Linked DNA regions of Homo sapiens: region 2 is linked to region 1. A link is an interaction called in ENCODE POLR2A ChIA-PET data of the cell type or tissue named here. Cell type or tissue: PC-9. All regions are shown on one strand. Links, peaks and the distances in the headings refer to the core of each region. The heading gives the core; the rest is flanking DNA.

What was found. ChIA-PET counts read pairs that join two places held together with the same protein. Peaks named below come from ENCODE experiments on the same cell type or tissue, not always from the same donor. Only the 100,000 strongest peaks of a DNase experiment are listed, where the experiment ranks them.
Region 2: POLR2A ChIA-PET joins it to region 1 with 5 read pairs; 2 of 35 experiments call an interaction of 5 or more read pairs at or near these places.

The regions. Positions count from the first base shown.
Region 1 is chrX:134,510,181-134,515,639 of GRCh38, forward strand. No RefSeq gene overlaps it. Among named protein-coding and RNA genes, the nearest start is that of MIR450B, 27 kb to the right of the region's middle. In PC-9, for the core only: no CTCF peak of the experiment used is centred there; DNase peaks (open chromatin) are centred at 2,581 and 3,111; H3K27ac peaks cover 955 bases.
Region 2 is chrX:134,855,985-134,861,443 of GRCh38, forward strand. It overlaps a transcript of PABIR3 not described here. Among named protein-coding and RNA genes, the nearest start is that of PABIR3, 51 kb to the left of the region's middle. In PC-9, for the core only: no CTCF peak of the experiment used is centred there; no DNase peak of the experiment used is centred there.

The DNA.
Region 1 (5,459 bases), core at 91-5,090:
TATTCCAGAAACTTTACATACACCAATTCTAATCCTTACAAGAACGCTGTGTAGGCTTTAGCATTAGATGGACCAGGTTTCACCAACTGTATGGTCTTGGATAAGTACCCAACCTCCTGTCCCTAAGTTTCCTCACCTGTGAAAACACGGTTTCTACCAGCTTTCAAATAAGATGATCAATATAAGGCACTTGGAACAGAACCTGACACATCATAAGCACTCTATAAATGTCTATTATCACCAAATAATTCCAGGTGCCTTGAAAATTTAAATGAAAAACAAAATCAAACCATGACAATACTAGAAGCAAATTTAGGTGAACACTTTTCTAATCCGGGGGTGGGCGGGGGCTGGGGGGAGGCAGGGAGAAGACCTTTTTTTTTTCTTTTTGAGATGGAGTCTTGCTCTGTCCCCAAGCTGGAGTGCAGAGGCGTGATCTCAGCTCACTGCAACCTCTGCCTCCTGGATTCAAGTGATTCTCCTGCCTCAGCCTCCCGAGTAGCTGGGACTATACAGGTGCACACCACCACGGCCAGCTAATTTTTGTATTTTTAGTAGAGATGGGGTTTACACCCTGTTAGCCAGGATGGTCTCAATTTCTTGACCTCGTGATCCCATCCGCGTTGGCCTTCCAAAGTGCTGGGATTACCAGCATGAGCCACCGTGCCCGGCTGGGAGAAGACCTTTCTAAGCATGATACCAAAGGCAGAGACAATAAAGGCAAAGAATTGACAGAATTCACTATCCGATAAAAATCACTTCTGTGGCCGGGCGCGGTGGCTCACACCTGTAATCCCAGCACTGGGAAGCCGAGGTGGGCGGATTGCTTGAGGCCAGGAGTTCAAGACCAGCCTGGCCAACATGGCAAACCTCCTGTCTCTACTAAAAATACAAAAAATTAGCTAGGCATGGTGGCATGCCTGTAGTCCCAGCTACTCAGGAAGCTGAGGCATGAGAATCACTTGAACCTGGGAGGTAGAGGTTGCAGTGAGCCAAGATCATGCCACTGCACTCCAACCTGGGTGACAAAGTGAGACTCTGTCTCAAAAAAAATAACAATTAAAATAAAATCACTTCTGAATGGTGGAAAGCACCACAAAGTTAGAGGTCAAGCAATAATTTGGAGAAAAGAATTAGTAATTTGTTGGACAGACAAAAGACTTTTTTAATATAACAAAAACTTTAAAAATTAAAAAAATACACATTCGAGGACATTTTCCTAAAAACACAGGCAAAGGACATAAACAGCAAAGCAAGAAGACAGCTTGATGTGGCCATTTTATCCAGGGGGACATTTTGGTGAGCCCTATGGACACAGCTGCCATGATGCCAACAATGTGACAGCTGTCCCCTTCAAAATGCGTTAGCCCCAGCTCTTCCTCTCCCCCAACCTCCAGTCCAAAGGACTTGCACTTTCTACTTTACTCCTTTCTGCATTGTTTAATTTTCTTTTACAAATATGTTACTTGTCATCAGAAAAAATAAAGAAATAAATAAACTGTTAGAGTGTTAGCCCCTTAAAGGGGAGCAAGAATCACCTTTCTAAAAGAAAGTTTATGTTAAATATAATATTAGCATATGTGAATCCTGAGAGAAAAGTTAACAGTTTAGTTGAGTTATTTCCTCTGTAGTCTGGAGCTAAAAATAGGGAATCTTATTCTGTCCTAAATCTTTTCCTTCCTCCACCCAGTGTCTGTCTGGATCGAATTCATTCATTCACTCAGTAGGCACTCACTCAGCCAGGCATGGTGCTAGGCCTCAGGACCTCGCTGTGAACCAGAAACTGTCCCTACCCCCATGGTGCAGGCATTCTGCTTGGGAGTTGGAGGAGGAACAGGTAAAAAATAATTAAATATTCAGGTTAACGATATATTGTCAGGTTTGAGGATTGAGGAAAGGGCGCAGAGAGTGGCAAGGGCTGCTGTTTTAGATACAGTGGCCAGGAGGCCTCCGATGAGGTGACCTTTGAGGAGAGACATGCAGGAGATGAGGGGACAGTGAAGAGGATTTCTAAGAACACTCCAGGCAGACAGAACAGCGACAGCCAAGGCCCTGAAGTGGGTAGGGGCCTGGTGTGTGTGAGGAACCTCAGGATTGCCATCATGGCTGGAGCAGAGACATGAAGCAAGAAGGCCATGGAGATGAGGGCAGGGAGATCCCGGAGTGGGGAGATCAGATGGGGCTCTGTGTATCATGCAAAGGACTTTGCATTCTGTTCCAAGAGCTGGGAAGGTTGACATAATTAGGAAAAAAGCCCAGAAAAGCAGAGGTATCCATTTTTCATGGTAAAGATGATAATTTCAATTAAAACACGATTCCTGGATATATGTAATTTGTAGGCCAAATGGTGCCCAATCCCTACCTCCCTCACCCCCTCACTTCCCTATCCCTAAAACCTGTACCTCAACTCCCGTTCGTAAGTGATGGGAGTTAGGAATAGAGAAATCTCCCGGTTGGGTTTTCTGAGCAAAGAGGTAACATAGCAGCTCTGTTATTTCTTTCACGTCTCCAAGGGAACCATGACTCACCCTTAGCTATCCCCCGGGAATGTGGCCCTCAGAGTGTTCTTTTACTGATTCGTGATTTTGTTATGTACACCTGGAGTGATGGAACATACCATACCAGCTTGTCAGGGTTGCTTTGTGCAAAGATCGATGACGTGTGTGAACCCGGATCCATGCTTGGGGTCCTGAGTTTCAGGTGCCATGGCCAGTTGCTAGCAGGTTGTATGTGTGTGACCAGCCCCTATGTGAGTCTCTCAGACCCTGAAACTCCAAACAGGCTTCCCTGGGCAGAGACATTCTGTCCATGCTCTGTGGCTTGCTGCTCGAGAGGGATAGATCACATCCTGTGTGGCTTCTTCTTAAATGAAGAAGGACATTGGAAGCCTGTGCTGGGCTTCTCTGGACCCCCCGATGTATATGTATGTATATTAAAGAGAGACCAGGGTCTCACTCTGTTGGCCAGGCTGGTCTTGAACTGCTAGCCTCAAGAAATCCTCCCGCTTTGGCCTCCCAAAGTGCTGGGATTACAGGCATGAGTCACCATGCCTGATGTATATATTTTTCCAGCTCCCTTCTTTTCTGTATCATTTGCTATTACTACCTCTTAGCTATTAGTATAAACTGATCTTGAGTTGTGTAAATCTTTCTGGTGATTCACTGTGATGGGATGATTGTGTCCTCTCAAAATTCCTATGTTGGAGTCCTGACCCATGGTACCTCAGAAAGTGACTGTATTTGAAGATAGGTCTTTAAAGAGGTCATTGTAAATTAATTAATAAGGTCATTAGGGTGGACTCTAATCCGATATGACTGGTATCCTTATAAGAAAAGGAAATTAGCACACAGACACACAATCAGAGGGAGAAGACAGCCAGTCATCTACAAGCCGAGGAGACAGACCTCAGAAGAAACCAACCCTGCCTGCACCTTGATCTTGGACTTCTAGTCGCCAGAACTGTGAGAAAACAAATCTCATGTTTAAGCCAGAACCTAGCACGTGGTACTTGTTAAGGCATCCCTAGAAAACTAATACACTCACTGAATGAGGCAGGTAGCTGTTTCTTTTATTTTTTGAGACAGAGTCTCACTTTGTCTCCAAGGCCAGAGTGCAGTGGAGCGATCACAGCTCACTGCAGCCCCTGCCTTCCAGGCTCAAGCCATCCTCCCACCTCAGCTTCTCAAGTAGCTGGGACTACAGGCATGCACCACCACGCCCAGCTAATTTTTGTATTTTTTTTTTTTTTTTGTAGAGACGGGGTTCACCGTGTTGCCTAGGCTGGTCTCAAACCCCTGAGCTCAAGCAATCTGCCCTCCTTGGCCTCCCAAAGTGTTGGATTTACAGGCGTGAGCCACTGTGCCTGGATATGGTAACTTTTTCATATGCTATTTGCTTGATGATTATTTTTCTGTTTCTGATATAATGCTTTTTATTAGAGAGTTATCTGTTTGTTTTTATTTTTTAATGTTTGAATTTAAAAAATTAGTATAATTTGCATAATTGAAAAATTATATTTGAATAATTGAAATATATTTGTATAACCTTAAATTTAAAAACTATGATAGCGTATACAGTGAAATTTTCCTCTCATCCCTTTTTTCCATTTAACCAGTGCACTTCCCAACAGCCAACAGATAATTTTAGTTTCCTCACTCCCTGAGCTATTTTATGTATATGCAAGTAGATATGTACATACATATTTCTGCCTTGTAACACAAATAGTAGCATACTATACAACTGCTCTGCTTCTTCCTTTTTTTAGCTAAGAATATTAAAAGAGTGAAAAAGATGTACGCTAACAAAAATCAAAAGAAAACTAGAGTGACATTATAAGAACTGATGATGTAGATTTCAGAGCAATGATTACTGCTAGGAAAAAAGGGTCATTTTACATTGATCAAAGAGGTCAACTCATCAGGAAGACATAATAATCCTAAACACTTATGTACTTAACAGAGCATCAAAATACATGAAGCATAAATGAAAGAACCGTGGGAGAAAGTAGACAAATTAATGACTGTAGTTGAAGATTTCAGTATCCCTCTATGAAAATCAGGGTAGTACAAGTACACAGAAAATTGGTAAAGATATATGACTTGAACAACATTATCAACCAAATTGACCTCATTTACATTTGTGGAATGTTCCAACTAAGAACGTCAGAAAACATACTCTTTTCAAGTGCACATGGAACATTTACCAAGATAGACAATATTTTGGGTCACCGCAAGTCTCAACACATTGAAAGGATTCAGATCATATAAAGTATGCTCCATGACCATGATGGAATTGAATTAGAAACCAATAATGTATCTCTGGAAAATACACAAATATTTGGAAATTAATATGCCTTCTAAAAAATTTATGCATCAAGAAGAAATCAAAAGGGATATTTGAAAGTACTATGAACTGATGGCCAGGCATGGTGGCTCACGCCTGTAATCCCAGCACTTTGGGAGGCCGAGAAAGATGGATGAAGTCAGGAGTTCAAGACCAGCCTGGGCAACATGGCAGAACCCCGTCTCTACTAAAAATACAAAAAATTAGCCGGGCGTGGTGGTGGGCGCCTGTAATCCCAGCTACTCAGGAGGCTGAGGCATGAGAATCGCTTGAAGCTGGGAGGTGGAGGTTGCAGTGAGCCAAGATCACGCCACTGCACTCCAGCCTGGGCAACAAGAGTGAAACTCGGACAAAGAAAGAAAGAAAAGAAAGAGAGAGAGAAGGAAGGAAGGAAGGAAGGAAGGAAGGAAGGAGGGAGGGAGGGAAGGAGGGAAGGAAGGAAGGAAGGAAAGAAGGAAGGAGGGAGGGAGGGAAACAAAAAAGAAAAAGAAAGAGAAAAAGGGAGGAAAGAAAGAAAAGAAAGAAAGAAAAAGAAAGAAAGAAAAGAAAGAAACTAACTCACCATTTAGTAACCATAGTAGTAATAACTGATTTGGGCAAGAGTCATCAATGGGTGA
Region 2 (5,459 bases), core at 330-5,329, 350 kb after region 1:
AGGTTCACATGTACTATTGACACCTTAGCCAAAGAGAGTTTCGCAGAATGTTCAAGCACAAGGACTAAGGATGCAGAAAGTAACTAATGGGGATAAGACTACCACTCAGTTGTATAAGGAACTTTTATCAGCAAATCTTGGTAATCTTGACTATCTCAATATACTTTTCTCAACTCAGACAATTCCTTTCCCTCTATTCAGTTATTTTTTTTTTTTTTTTGAGACGGAGTCTCGCTCTATTGCCAGGCTGGAGTGCAGTGGCATGATCTCGGCTCACTGCAACCTCCGCCTCCCAGGTTCAAGCAATTCTCCTGCCTCAACCTCCCGAGTAGCTGGGATTACAGGCGCATGCCACCATGCCCGGCTAATTTTTGTATTTTTAGTGGAGGTGGGGTTTCGCCATGTTGCCCAGGCTGGTCTCGAACTCCTGGCCTCAGGTGATCCACCCACCTCGGCCTCCCAAAGTGCTGGGATCACAGGCAATGAGCCACCCCACCCAGCCCTATTCAGTTAGTTTTTATTCAGTTAGTTGATTTAGCTGTACACTAGGATACCACAACTCACTGTAATATGCTCAGACTCAGGGATTCCATAGTTGGTTCTCCATTCTGTTACCTTTTGAGCTTGTGTATTGGGAGGATCCATTTCTAAAATGATTTTCCATTTATTGTTGATTTTAAGACCAAAATGATTGTAACTTTTACTTGCTATTCTGTGTTTGATTTTTTTAAATTATGGTAAGGCGGCCGGGCACAGTGGCTCACACCTGTAATCCCAGCACTTTGGGAGGCCGAAGTGGGTGAGTCATCTGATGTCAAGAGTTCGAGACCAGCCTGGCCAACATGGCGAAATCCTGTCTCTACTAAAAATACAAGATACTAGCTGAGCGTGGTGGCAGGCACCTGTAATCCCAGCTACTCAGGAGGCTTAGGCAGGAGAATCGCTGGAACCCGGCAGGCGGAGGTTGCAGTGAGCCGAGATCACGCCACTGCACTCTAGCCTGGGCGACAGAGTGAGACTCCGTCTCAAAGAAAAAAAAAATTATGGTAAGGCTATATTTTGTCTTCCTAAACATGCTGAAGAATTATCATATCAGTTTTCTATAGTGAAGGACATGCATTAGTTTCCCAGGGCTGCCATAACAAAGCATCAAAAACTGGGTGGCTTAAACAATGGAAATTTATTGTTTCACAGTTCTGGAGGCTACCAGCCTAAGATCAAGGAGTCACCTGGGTTGGTTGCCTCCGGAAGCTCTGAGGGAGAATCCATTCCTTGCCTCTCTCCTTGCTTTTGGTGGTTGCTGGCAATCCTTGGCTTACGGATACATCACTCCAATCTCTGCCTCAGAGAGAATCCTGTGATTCTCTCTGTGTCCTGTGTCGTCATATGGCCTTATAAAGATAACCAGTCATTGGATTTAAGGCCCACCCTAATCCAATATGACCTCATCTTAATTCGATTATATCTGCAAAGACCCTGTTTCCAGATAAGGTCAAATTCACAGGTCCTGGGGGTTAGAATTTCAAGATACCTTTTTGAGGACACAATTTAACACACAATGGTATAATTTTAGAATTTTGATTTTGCTTGTTTCATCTTTCCTAAATTAGTTTTTTAAAATTGTCTCTCCTATAACTCGTCTTAAAAATGTGAGAACAAGAGGTGACTATAAAGCATCATTATTAAACCTTAGATATGTGTTCAATCAAGTATTCCTATTTTACTTATAATCTTATAAAAGAGCAGTGCTCCAAATTTACCCTAATGATTCACTGATATTCAACATGAAAACTCACTGTAGTAATGAGTTGGGTCCTCAGATCAGGAAAATATATATATGGTTTTTAAAATTTATAATTACTAAATCAACCAATAACATTTATAATTTTAAATATATTCAATAAATATCTAATGAATACTTTCTGTGTACAAGAAACTGTACTAAAACTTTTATGATATATGAGGATGAGTGAGATACCTTATCTGTCTTCAAGTAGGATAACTAAATACAAAAATAATGATACAAGATAGTCTATCATAACATGACTATAGATACACATAAGAAAAGACACTTTTACTGTAAAAATAGGATATAAAGATAATACTGAGATCATGTAATCTTAGTATTCAGGGATTTTAGAAGTCTTTGAATCTACCTCTCAATGCAGAAATCCTTTTAAGAATTCCAGACAGGTTATTTTTTAGCCTTAGTTTGAAATCTTGTAAGAATGAATGGACTCTGTCACAAGACAGTTCATTGTATTGTTGGACAGCTCTAATATTTAGAAGTCTCTAACATTAAAAGGGGGGACGAGTGTAGAGTTTGTATTTAGGTGGCCTGTTTCATTGGCTCTTTAGAATTGAGACAAATCAAATGAGCTATTAAAAGCACATGAGTTAAGGTTCTAATTCTGCATTAATCTTTGTCCCTACTCCTGGAATTATTAGTACTCCCACTACAGGATATATTTAATCTCATCTCCTAAATGAATTTTGAAAATTCACCTAGAAGCAGCTATATATAAATATCCAAGATGAAAATGCATGTATGATACTTAGGTATCTGTGGGGAAAACTAATTACAATTTGCCTGAAGTGTTTTTAAATATTTTAGATCTTAAAAGTCGAGCTTGAAAAATCTATCATATAGGTAGACTTCACTGTTGGATAGTTACAATTGTGCATTTAGAAAAGGTCAGGGAACCATAAGTACCCCAGCAAATACGTAACTTCGTTTTCCTGAAATTCCGTAATGTCTCGCAGATTTCTTACAATGTAGTTCTTAACCCAAGGGTAAACAAGATTGATTTCCACAAGTGTCTATAACGTATAGGTGGAGAGAATCATACATCATATAGGAATCCCGGAAACTTGCTCAACCCCCTTACTAAAGGGAGACTTGATGACCATGGTCTCTCAGAAGAAATGCATTAAATGAATACAGTCATTAACTAAATCCTATAAGTTGTCCAACAGCTACATATGTGCAGTTGGAGATTTCTGTGGCTTTACTGACAGCAAAGTAAATCAGTAACATAAATGCTCATGTCAGCCTTTTGGGAGAGTGACCAAACTACATTATTAGTAAGTATAGGAGTCAGGAGATCTGACTTGTAGCTCCAGTTCTGCCACTAGCTATGTGGGTCTTTGGGCAGGTCACTTCACTGCTCTGGGCTTCAGGAATCCAATATGTAAAACAGATCAGACTAGTTATTTATAAGGTCCCTTCTGCCTCTAAAAATTTTATGGATTCTCTGAAAACATCTGCCTTCATCTTTGCTAGTATGACAGTAAAAGTCATGGTGGCATTTAAAATATTTAGGAAATTAGAGAGCTTTATACCTAATATTTTTATTCTTTCTGGCAACAAGAAACTCATTTTACTTAGCTTCATCAATAGTTTCCTCTCTTTTCTGAATTATGAATGATTTATGATGAAATATGGAAAGCTAATTTCCCCCTGGTTTCTTGTTTTGTGTGAATAAATGATCCTCTCAGGATTTCCATATTAATAACAAGTTCCCCCTGACACAGCACTCACCATAAAATTTTCATTGTACTGTAACAACAACTTGAGACAAAACAAAGATACGCTTGGTATGTTTGTTTCAGAGAAGCAAGAGAGACATGGCCAAAAGCTACATCAACTATAAAAACATCATCCCAATACAAATTCAGAAGTGCTCAATTCACACTAAAAAGCAGACTACCAGTAAAAGAGCTTTTTCTTTTTCCTTGATAATTATTATATGGCAATAAGAAAAGCCTTCTGACGTTAAGTTGGTACGTTAAGTTGGTTTATTTCTTGGCATGGCTCTTGTGCTTGGTAACTCTGCATTGAACACCAACAAAAACAGACAAACTTGAAAGTTGCAAGTAGCTGGCTTGTGACTTTGTTCTGAGAAAGGAAATACTTTAAAATTACATTATCCAGCAGAGGAACCTAATTATACTTTCCATTTCTAGTCTCCCTCTTCTGAGAGGAAGGGTTTAGTTTGCTTCCTTAACTCGACTTACATTAAACTCTATAAGAGTGGGGTCTTTGGAAAGGATGGTACTGAGGCCAGCATGGTAGGGCTGTGAAGGAAGAAGGAAGTTCAGCTAAAACTTCAAATTTTTTTTTTTTTTAACAGAGTCTAGCTGTGTCACCCAGGCTGGAGTGCAGTGGTGTGGTTTCAGTTCACTGCAGCTTCCACCTCCCAGTTCAAGCGATTCTTGTGCTTCAGTCTTCTGAGTGGGACTACAGACGCATGCCACCATGCTCATTTATTCTTTTGTATTTTTAGTAGAGACAGGGTTTCTCCATGTTAGCTAGGCTGGTTTCAAACTCCTGGCCTCAAGTGATCTGCCTGCCTTGGCCTCCCAAAGTACTGGAATTACAGGCGGGAGCCACCGCACCTGGACCCTTCAACTTGATTTGGAATACACCCATGCCACATTGATTAGCAGAAATTTTTAAAATTTTAAATAATATACAAGGCTGTTGAGAGTGGGGAAAGTGGTGTTTGAATTTACTGTGGTGGAGTCCTATTGTCCTTTAATGAGGAAGTTTGGTAGTGTGTATCAAAAGCCTTCAAAAAGTGCATCTCTTTGGGGATAGCAATTATAGGAATTTTTCTTAGGGAAAAATACGGGATAGGTTGAAAAAGATATTTATTGTAATGTTATTTGTAAATGTGAAAAAATCAATTATGAAAAAAAACTTACTGTCTTCAACAAGTGGTGCTGGGGCAACTGAGTAGTCACATGTAAAATAATGAAATTGGGCCATGAAAAGGAATGAAGTCTTGACACATGTTGCAACATGCATGAAGCACGAAACATTATCCTAAGTGAAATAAGTCTGACACAAACAGGATAAATATTATTTCACTTATATGAAATATTTAGAATAGACAAATTCATAAGGACAAAAAATAGATTACAGGTTACCAGGGACTAGAGGGAGGGAGGAATGGGGAGTTATTAACGGGTACAGAGTTTCTGTTTGGGGTGATAAAAAAAGGTTTGGGCTGGGCACAGTGGCTCACGCCTATAATCCCAGCACTTTGGGAGGCTGAGGCGGGCGGATCACAAGGTCAGGAGTTGGAGACCAGCCTGGCCAATATGGTGAAACCCTTTCTCTATTAAAAATACAAAAATTAGCCGGGTGTGGTGGTGGGTGCCTGTAGTCCCAGCTACTCAAGAGGCTGAGGCAGGAGAATCGCTTGAACCCAGGAGGTGAAGGTTGCAGTGAGCCGAGATGGCGCCACTGCACTCCAGCCTGGGAGACAGAGCGAGAACCTGTTTCAAAAAAAAAAAGGAAATAGTAGTGATGGCTGCACAACATTGTGAATGTAATTAAGGCTACTGAATTGTATACCTAAGCATGGTTAAAATAGTAAGTTTTATGTTAAAAAACCAACAACTAATGTGTAGTTACACTAAGATCAGTTAAATTCGCATTTCTCAGGGTGCTT